Regions from separate parts of the Homo sapiens genome. Here region 2 is linked to region 1. Evidence: chromatin loops called from intact Hi-C (ENCODE). Cell type or tissue: PC-3. All regions are shown on one strand.

The links. A loop is a pair of places that touch in the nucleus more often than their neighbours do. Peaks named below come from ENCODE experiments on the same cell type or tissue, not always from the same donor. Only the 100,000 strongest peaks of a DNase experiment are listed, where the experiment ranks them.
Region 2: a loop joins it to region 1, with 2.4 times the contacts of the local background. A loop is called at or near these places in 8 of 110 quality-filtered maps.

What each region holds. Positions count from the first base shown.
Region 1 is chr7:130,483,095-130,488,094 of GRCh38, forward strand. It overlaps MESTIT1 (MEST intronic transcript 1, antisense RNA), which reads right to left. Exons shown (of 2, transcript NR_004382.2): 2 at 2,948-5,000. It also overlaps a transcript of MEST not described here. Among named protein-coding and RNA genes, the nearest start is that of MESTIT1, 5.4 kb to the right of the region's middle. RefSeq lists an enhancer at 3,716-3,765 and a silencer at 3,853-4,072. In PC-3, CTCF peaks have their summits at 3,079 (motif pointing right) and 3,279; a DNase peak (open chromatin) is centred at 3,167; H3K4me3 peaks cover 1,791 bases; H3K27ac peaks cover 726 bases.
Region 2 is chr7:130,420,285-130,425,284 of GRCh38, forward strand. All of the region lies in intron 2 of CEP41 (centrosomal protein 41), which reads right to left. Among named protein-coding and RNA genes, the nearest start is that of CEP41, 18 kb to the right of the region's middle. In PC-3, no CTCF peak of the experiment used is centred here; no DNase peak of the experiment used is centred here; H3K27ac peaks cover 1,419 bases.

The DNA.
Region 1 (5,000 bases):
TCACATCAGAATAGCTGCCCTCTTTTCACCGGCCCAGAGTGAACTACCCACAGAAAGTTTCTCTACTCTGTTTATTGAAGAACCAGAGGAACATAAATATGTTTTGCCTACATAAAGTTAATGGCCTGTAGTAAAGAATGTAGACTTTTAAGCAGCCTTCCATGTCATTTGGCTTAGGAAACACTGAGTTAGTGTGCTAGACACCTGGCATGGGTTTGGAGGAAAAAGGTGGGCTTTTTTGGGCAGTGCCCGCCAAGTTGGGCCACAGCTCCACCGCCTACCCCTTCCCTCTTGCTCAATGTACACATCACCAAGTCTGTGCTCCACTGTTTCTCCTCTACTAGAGAGGGACAGGAGCCTGGGGGATGGGAATGTGTCTTCCCCTCCTGGAGTCTGAACATCCTCGTTGGACTTCTAGATGAGGCCAGAACTTCCTTTGAGTACTGGGCCACATCTTCATAAGCTTCAGAGACCTCTTCCCCCTGTTCCCCATTCTCATATCATCTTGGTGAAAGCCTTGCCCTTCTGCCCAGTGGCCCCCTTCCCCCAACCACCAGAGGCAAAGGAGTGCTTGAAACTGTGGAAACTTTAAACATTGTGGATTCTAAGAAGTAAAGCCTTTAGTAGTAAAAGATTTACCAACAAATAAAGTGTTTCTGAAAAAGGTTGCGTTGCTCTAGTTCTAGCAACGTGCTCACTCTGCAGCTGTGGGATCTCTGGGTGCCATCTTGTTTTCCTGCCACTCTCCCTATTCCCTGGCAGACCCTGTCCCCTTGGAATGCCCACAGAATTTTGATCATAGCTAAATTACATCATTTATCACATTACTTGTTGTCAGCTTATGCGTTTATCTCTACCACTGGATTGCAAGCTACTTGAAGTTCTTAATAAGAACAGCGGCAGCAATAATACAGTGCTTCTTGTGTGCCAGGCACCCCACCAAGTGCTTTACACATATTAACTCATTTAGACCTCACACGTCCCTCACAATATCTTGGTATCTTCATCTCTCACAACTCATTAAACATTCTATGGTTGTCTTTCAATTTAGATCTCTCTTCTTCAAAAGGAGTTTTTAAGAAAAATCTATTACTGGCTTGTAATATATCAATCTCTAAGCAAAAATACTCGTAACATTCATATAATAAGAACAGATTACATGGGATAAAAGTAGGATCATTTTCTCATTTAGCCTGACATCAAGAGTATTTATTTGGCTTTCTATACCATTAGTTTAAATTAGAACACTCTATTTCCATCCACTAGAGTAGAATAGCTATGTGTTTTCCCTTTAAAAGATAAATTAACTCTGTAAGCATTAATACTTTAAAAAATGACTAGTGGTTTTTCAAATATTTTAGTTCTACCAAACTGATGAATAGATAAACATGAGCAGATAGATCTGGATTTAAATCTTGATTCCACAATTTACCAGCTCTGTGACCATGGGCAAGCTCCTTAATCTTTCAAAGCCTGTTTTCTCATTAGTAAAATTAGGATAATAATAGTTCTTTATAGGGTAATCATCAGAAGTTAAAAATGTACATATGAGAAATTCAGCACAGAGTCTGGCACAAAGCGATTAACAAATATTTGCTGTTATTCATTCTTATCATCATTATTATAAAATGTTGGGTTGAGCTGGGCATGACGGTGCATGCCTGTAATACCAGCTATTTGAGAGGCTGAAGCAGGAGGATTTCTTGAGCTCAGGAGTTTGAGGCTGCAGCAAGCTATGATCGCACCACTGCACTCCAGCCTGGGAGACAGGGTGAGATCTCTTGTCTATAAAAAGAAAATTAAAATGTTGGGTTGGCAAAAGGGACATAGAAATGAGTAAGATGCTGTCCTTGTCCTCAAGAAGCTCAGCTCTGTGGTAGGAGAGACAAGACAGGTCTGCAAACATCATCACAAAACAATGTGATAAGGCAACAGAGGGACAGAGAAAGCACAGAGGAGGGAGGGATCATTTCCATAGGAAAGTTTCATGGAAGGCTTGCAAGAGGATGTGAAAATTACATTGATTTTTAAAGAACGAGGAGGAATTTTTTAGGTAGCCCAAGTGGGACAGGACATAGCTGGTCCTGGAGAACATGTGTAAAGGCACGGAGAAAGGAAACTGCATGGTGTTTTGGGAGGAACTATAATTAGTAATGTTTGGTCAGATCATGAGGTTTTGGTGGGGGTGGGTAAGATGGAGGTGGTAAGATAGAAGATTCTAGAGGAAGTCAAGGCAAGGACCAGATTTTGAAGTGTTTTGCATGCGGAGCTGAAGAGCTTGAATTTAGCACCAGCAATAGGGTGTCAGTAAAGAGTTTTATAAGAGAGATGTGATCAGATTTGCATTTTAGAAAAATCACTTTGGCAGGTTTGTGAATGATGGACCAGAAATGTGTGATGGTGGAGACTTGGAAGCCAATTAGGAGGCAGTAGTCCAGGTGAGAAATAATGCCCCGAACAAGGGCAAATGGCATTAGGAATGGAGGGGAGCAAGCTGAACTCAAGAGACCCTTGGGAGGTAAGATGAAAAGGATGGGGAGGAGGGAACTTGTTGGGATCTGTATCTAAGGGTACCCGACCCCTTGGTCTCATTCCACTGTTCCACAGGGGTTGGTGACAGTGTGTGGGAGACAGGGGTGGACAGAAGTGCGTTAACCAAGATACAGACTAGAGAAGGAAGCGTCAGTTCTTAGGACAGGGGTCAGTTTGTAGTGTGGGAAAGAGGAGGTGAGAAAGGGTAGTGAATTTCACCTGGCCCTTGTTGAGTATGTGATGCCTGTGTTCGCCATGTGAACAGCAGAAAGCAGCAAATATAAGGATCGAGAGCACGGGGTAGAGAGAGGGCTGGCGATGGACACCATCTTTAGGGTAATTGCGAAATTAGGGGAAGGGCTGAAATACGGAAGGCTCGCCGAAGATCTCTAGGTAGTTAATAACTATCAAAATGTCACTTCTTTGGCCTTCACTTTTATTATGTAAAAGTACTCAGATCAGGCCGAATACAATTTTATTCTCTTTATCCAATGCCGGAGGCTATTGTCGAAGCCACGGCCTGCCATTTCATACCCTTTGCAATAGGTGGCGCTGACGCCTGGCAGGGAGAAGGCGGCAGCACATGCTGGGCTCGGGGGCGATGGGCTTGTGCGCGGACCTGGCGACGCTCTAGCCCCGAGCCGCGTATTCGTGGCCGGGTCCTCCCTGGGAACAGGGTGAAGGCCGAGAACCTCTGGCCTCAGGAAGCGCATGCGCAACCGGTTCTCCGAAACATGGAGTCCTGTAGGCAAGGTCTTACCTGAATCAGGTAAGAGGCGGGCGGGGAAGGAGTGGAGCCTCCCCGTGCACCCTCGCAGCCCGCTCCAGGAGTGGGACTAGCCCTCCTTGGGGGTGTGGCTCGTGTGCGTGGGCCACACCAGTCCTAGGGGCAGGTAAGTGCGCGTGGCCCAGGAGGCGTGAGGCTGTGCTGGCGAGGGGAGGGCTCCCGGGGCGCGTGGGTGCCCATACGAGGTGCGCCGCCGCCGGTCCAGAAGAGGGCCACGTGGGCGAGAGCCTCGGTCGTCGCCTCCCAGCACCTCGGGGTCGTAGAGAACACAAAAGTCACACAACCCTCGCCGAGGCTTGACCCCCGCGACAGAGTTTAGTCATTCCGTTAGCTGGCTCCACCCGCCCTCCTGGGCGTGGGGACTCGATTTCTTGGGAGGCTGCGCCTTCCTACTTGTGGGACAGCCAGCCTTGGAGGTTGGAAAGGTCGCAGGCACACGGGTGTGACCGAGTGGTAGAGGGCGTGGCTGTTCCGGGTCGGAGCTGCAGGTGTCGGTCCAGGTCCAGGCGCTGGGGTCACCAGGGCGGAGAGCGGCAGTGGTGGCGCGGCTGGGGGCCTGGTTCAGGGAGGGGGACAGCTGAAGAAGGTGTGAGGTGAGGAGAGCAGTCGAGGAAAACGGAAGCACCTGCTCCTGGTTGACTCATTCTGGCTGGAGGCATAATCTAATGTGGGAAGGTAGTAACAGGAAAAAAAAAAAAAAGCGAGAAAGAGCGACTGTGCCTGTGCTGAAGCCCTTTCCTCCTCCTAGCTCCCAGGCAGCTAGAAAATTGCCTGTCTGAAAGAAAGTAGCTGTTTTCCTTAGGGGACTGTGGTGAGTGACAAATGAGATGATATATGTGAAAGGGTAAAGAGCTATAAAAATGCAAGATTCTATTACTTAATTAGAATCCTTCAGCCTATTTATCTGTTTGAGTGGATAAAATGTCCTCTAGGTGTGGGATAGTGGGGCAGGAGTACCTGGTGAAGAAGTACCAGCTGTGGGATAATGGGATGTGTGGAGTAATGCAGAGGGTGTGTGAAGATAGTTTAGGGGTGCCCACTAATACTGTCACCTGGAGAAACAACCATCTGTCATTTAGGTTCATCTTATTTGGGTAAGAGATTATTCAGTTCCACTGCTTCCCTCGTCTGCCACTCATCTTTTGAGCTTTTTACAGCCAAACACTTTTACTCAAAAATGGGCCTGAAGAGGAACACACCAGTAGCTTCAGGGATATATTGGTTAATTTGTTTTTGTTTGGTTTTGTTTTTGAGATGAAGTCTCGCTCTGTCACCCAGGCTGGAGTGCAGTGACGCCATCTCATCTCACTGCAACTTCTGCCTCCGGGACTCAAGCTATTCTCCTGCCTCAGCCTCCCAAGTAGCTGGGACTACAGGCACACACCACTACACATGGCTAATTTTTGTATTTTTGGTAGAGACGGGGTTTCACCATGTTGGCCAGGCTGGTCTCGAACTCCTGACCTGAAGTGATCCGCCTGCTTCAGCCTCAAAGTGCTGGGATTACAGGCATGAGCCACTGCGCCCGGCCACATTGGTTAATTTGGTTGAGAGCGGGCTCGATGTGATTTTATTGATGATAATGTCTTCAATTTGCCTTGCCCTCAGTACAAAGCAGCATGTTGTACCAAGGGTTCTGGGCTGAGGGACATAACTAGGGAAGACTGAGCTGTGAATTTGT
Region 2 (5,000 bases), 63 kb before region 1:
CGCCACTGCACTACAATGCGGGTGACAGAGTGAGACTCTATCTCAAAAAAAAAAAAAAAAAAAAAAATGGCCAGGTGTGATAGCTCACACCTGTAATCCCAGCACTTTGGGAGACTGAGGTGGAAGGATTGCTCGAGGCCAGGAGTTCAAGACCACCCTGGCCAACACAGTGAGAGCCCATCTCTACAATAAATAAATAAATAACTAGACCTGGCACAGTGGCTCACGCCTGTAATCCCAGCACTTTGGGAGGCCGAGGCGGGAGGATCACAAGGTCAGGAGTTCGAGACCAGCCTGACCAACATAGTAAAACCCCGTCTCTACTAAAAATATAAAAATTAGCCAGGCATGGTGGTGCGCACCTGTAGTCCCAGCTACTCAGGAGGCTGAGGCAGAAGAATCGCTTGAACCTGGGAGGCAGAGGTTGCAGTGAGCCAAGATCACGCCACTGCACTCCAGCTTGGGCAACAGAGCGAGACTTCATCTCAATAAATAAATAAATAAATAAATAGGAAAAATACACATTTGCTGAATGAAATTTACTATGGAGATCTACTAACTGAAAAATCCTTATAATGAGTTATTTTATAATGCAAATACTTCCCAATTTGGTCTGAGTTTCTGCACACCTGATTTTCTTTAAACTATGTACAACTTGACTTATATACAGTATATGTTATGTGCTACATATATGACTCATATTGCTTCACGACTTAAGCAACCTATAAATGTATAAGGTAGCATTTAGCTTCTACTTTGTTTACTTACAACTAAAGTTGTGATAAAAGATATATAACAAAACTTTACAATTAGAATCAAGAGGAAGAAACAACCCGACTATAGCAACAGTGCTGTGCAAACACAGAGTGCAACTGATTCAGTGAATGAGTCATTCATTAGATTTTTTCCATTGTTTTCCTATAATTTAATAACATTATTTATACTGAGCCAATAAGAAAAGCAAGTGATTTTGTGCAGCAGTAATCTAAAGTAGATGAGATTTATAAGGCACGAACTCAGTTGCTAAGAGACAACTCCATGGCTTTATTTTTCTTCAATATTTCCCTCCTCTATGGAGAAGTTCTCTTGGCTTGGAAGAGCAGAAAGCATGAAAAGAGGCACAGTGGTCCTTTGTTAACCTCAATAAGTGATATGTGTGTATAGTGCTTTCTGGTTTATAAAAGCCTTTCACATATATTTCTTCCTTTGACGGAAGAAACAGAATTAAACAACAAATAAAAATGAAGAGTACCTAGTCTATAATGAGTTTGATGCTTACAGTCAAGGCTATTAGCAAATATTCAGGAAAAGTAAAGCCTAAAGAAGAAAAGAGGGAATGAATAGTTTGTCTAGAGATAATAAAAGGAAGGTGAATTTTTAAAAAGACAAAAATAAGGCTAGAAAAGACTGAGTGGAGAAAGCCTACAGAATTTCAGAAAGCTAAAGAAATTGGAAATTAGATTGAATATAGATAGAAATGGGAGGACAATGCAGCCAATGAAAGACTGTGGGGACTAATAAAGGGAGAGCCCTGTGGTTTGGAAAGTGTCCCTTAATCAGCCTGCAGTGCTGCAAAACAGAAACCCAGAGAGGGTGCTTGAGAATATACAAGAACCCTGCGGTGGTGACTGAACAAAACGCAGCCAGGGATTTCATCAGAAGCATAATCCATTCATGGCACAGTCTGGCAGTGCTGGGGAGCTGGTAAGATACACACAGGCACCTATGGAACAAAAGAAATATTTGAAGTTCAAAATAATTCTGAGATTTCTAGCCATGGCTGCACTCAGTGTTTGAGTTCATATGAGAAGCAGAGCCAGAGGTATAAAAACAAAAAATAATCTTTAACCAGGAGGAAGATAGCAGTCTTTGAAGAACTCAGTAGAATGTGATTTGGGTGAAGACAGGAGATATCACGAAATTCTTGATTTCTTGTGATTACTCTGAATTGCTTGCTGTTTGGTAAGAAAAGATGAAAGACCCATCTATTTAGCCTAAAAATGAGAAATGCTCACTCATTCCTGTGCCTATTTCCAATGCTCTGACTGCAGAGCTTAAAAACAAACCACAGGTAGAAACTCTGTACTCTTACTTGGGCTATAAGGTCCCTTTTCTGTTTTCTTAACTCCTCACCCTTTTCACCTCATGATACACATACAATGATAAAATGTGGATACAATGCTGGGTTTGGGTTGATCCAGGCCCTGTTGGCTAAAGGGCTGCAGGGATCTGTACCCTGGCACATAATGCATAGGCTGCTGCACACCAGGTAGAAAACTTTTTCTGAATACACAGGGAGGTAAGTCACAAAAATGCACAGAAATATAAGCATTAAAATAAAAATCTCTCCCCTAAACTGACTTTAGAATAATTTCTAAATTTGAAACAACAAAAAAAATCGAACACTAGAATAAGATTTCTCTCCCACACTGACTTTAAAATACTGTGAGTTTTAAGCAATGAAACACACTTTGGCCCTTCCAAAAGCTTTACAAGACTAGTTTGGGAGACTTCTGCTTCCAGAAAGATGGGGTAGATGTACTTAGCTACTCCTCCAGCTAAGAAAAAGAAAACCCTCGATAACCCACAGAATGGGAGAAAATATTTGCAAATCATATTTCTGACAAGACTCTAGTATCCAGAATATATAAAACAACTCTTTTTTTATTTTTATTTTTTGGAGACGGAGTCTCGCTCTGTCACCGAGGCTGGAGTGCAGTAGCGCCTTCTTGGCTCACTGCAGCCCCCGCCTCCTGGGTTCAAGCGATTCTCCTGCCTCGGATTCCCAAGTAGCTGGGACTACAGGTGCACGCTGCCATGCCTGGCTAATTTTTTTGTATTTTAGTGGAGACAGGGTTTCACCGTATTGCCCAGGCTAGTCTTGAACTCCTGAGCTAAGGCAATCCACCTGCCTCGGCCTCCCAAAGTGCTGGGATTACAGGTGTGAGCCACTGCGCCCAGCCAAAAGAACTTTTATAACTCAACAAATAAGAAGAAAAATAACCCAACATAAATATGGGCAAATGATTTGAATAGACATTTCTCCATAAGAGATATACAAATACCAAAAAGCACATAAAAAGGTGCTCAAACATTATCAGTCATTAGGAACATGAAAATCAAAGCCATAATAATATACCACTTCATGCCCACAAAGATGGTAATCAAAACGATGAACAATAACAAGCATTGGTGATGATGTGGAGAAAATAGAGCCCTCCTACATTGCTGCTGGGAATGTGAAGTGGTGTGGCTGCTGTGGAAAACAGTTTGGCAGTTCCTCAAAAAATTAGACATACAGTTACCATATGAAAAGCAATTCAAGTCCTAGGTATATGCCCAAGAGAATTAAAAACACATGTTCACACATAAATTTGTACACTGATGTTCTTAGCAGCACTATGTCCAGTAAGTGTAAACAACCCGAATGTCCATCAACTGATGAGTGGGTAAACAAAATGTGGAATAGCTATACAACAGAAGATTATTTGGCAATAAAAAGGAATGAAGAACCGACACATACTACAGCATACATGAATCTTGAAAACATTTCACTAAGTGAAAGAAGCCAGACATAAAAGGCTACATACTGTATGATTGCATCTACACGAAATGTTCAGAATAGCCAAATCCATAGATAGAGAAAGTAGATTAGTGGTTACTCAACATAGTAAATATGTCAATTCTCCCCATGTTGACAAACAGGCTTAATGCAACTCCTATCAAAATCACAGCATTTAAAAAGTAAATGTAAATATGATTATTCTAAAATTCATATGGAAAGGCAAGGGAATTAAAATAGCTAAAATAACTGTATAAAGAAAAAGAAAGGCTGGGCACTGTAGCTCATGCCTGTAATTTCAGCACTTTGGGAGGCCGAGGCAGGTGGATCACTTGAGGTCAGACGTTCATGACCAGCCTGGCCAACATGGTAGAACCTTGTCTCTACCAAAAAATACAAAAATATTAGCCGGGCATGGTGGCGCCCGCCTGTGATCCCAGCTACTTGGGAGGCTGAGGTGGGAGAACTGCTTGAGCCCAGGAAGTGGAGGTTACAGTGAGCCAAGATCACAGCACTGCACTCCAGCCTGGACTACAGAGTAAGACCCTGTCTCAAAAAAAAAAAAAAAGAAAAAGAAAGTGGGCATAGTCAGTTTAACCAATTTTAAGTATCCAATTTACTATACAGCTATAGTAATCAATATTAGGATATTGGCAGAAGGCAGACACATGGATCATGGGATCAGAATAGAGAACCCAGAAATAGACCCACGTAAATATGCCCAACTGATTTTTGACAAGGGTGAACACGTAATTAAATAGAGAAAAGGTAACCTTTTTAACAAATGGCACCAGACCAATTGAATATCCGTAAGCAAAAACTTAGTCTTGATGTGAGTCACATCTCTTATACAAAAATTACCTCAAAGTTTATCATGAACTTATATATAAAACTTTTAGAAAAAAAATCATGGTAGAAAAAAAAATCATTGGGATCGAGGCCAGGCAAAGACTTTTTAGACTAGACAACAAAATAATGATCCATAAAAGGAAAAGCTGATAAAATGGACCTCATCAAAATTAAAAACTTTTGTTCTTCCAAAGACCCTGTTAAGAGGATGAAAAGACAAGTTATGAACTAGGAAAAAATATTTGCAAACCATATATCTGACAAAGGATCAGTAGCTAGAATGTATAAGGAGCTCTCAAAATTCAACAGTAAAAAAGCAAACAAACGAATTAGAACATAGGCAAAAGATATGAACAGGTATTTCACCAAAGAAGGTATACAGAAAACAAACAAGCACATGAAAAGATGTTCACTATTACCACAGGAAAATGCAAATTAAAACTGCAATGGGCTGGGTGCGGTGGCTCATGCCTGTAATCCCAGCCAAGGCGGGTGGATCACTTGAGGCAGGAGTTTGAGACAAGCCTAGCCAACATGACAAAACCCATCTCTACTAAAAATACAAAAATTAGCCAGACATGGTGGTGCG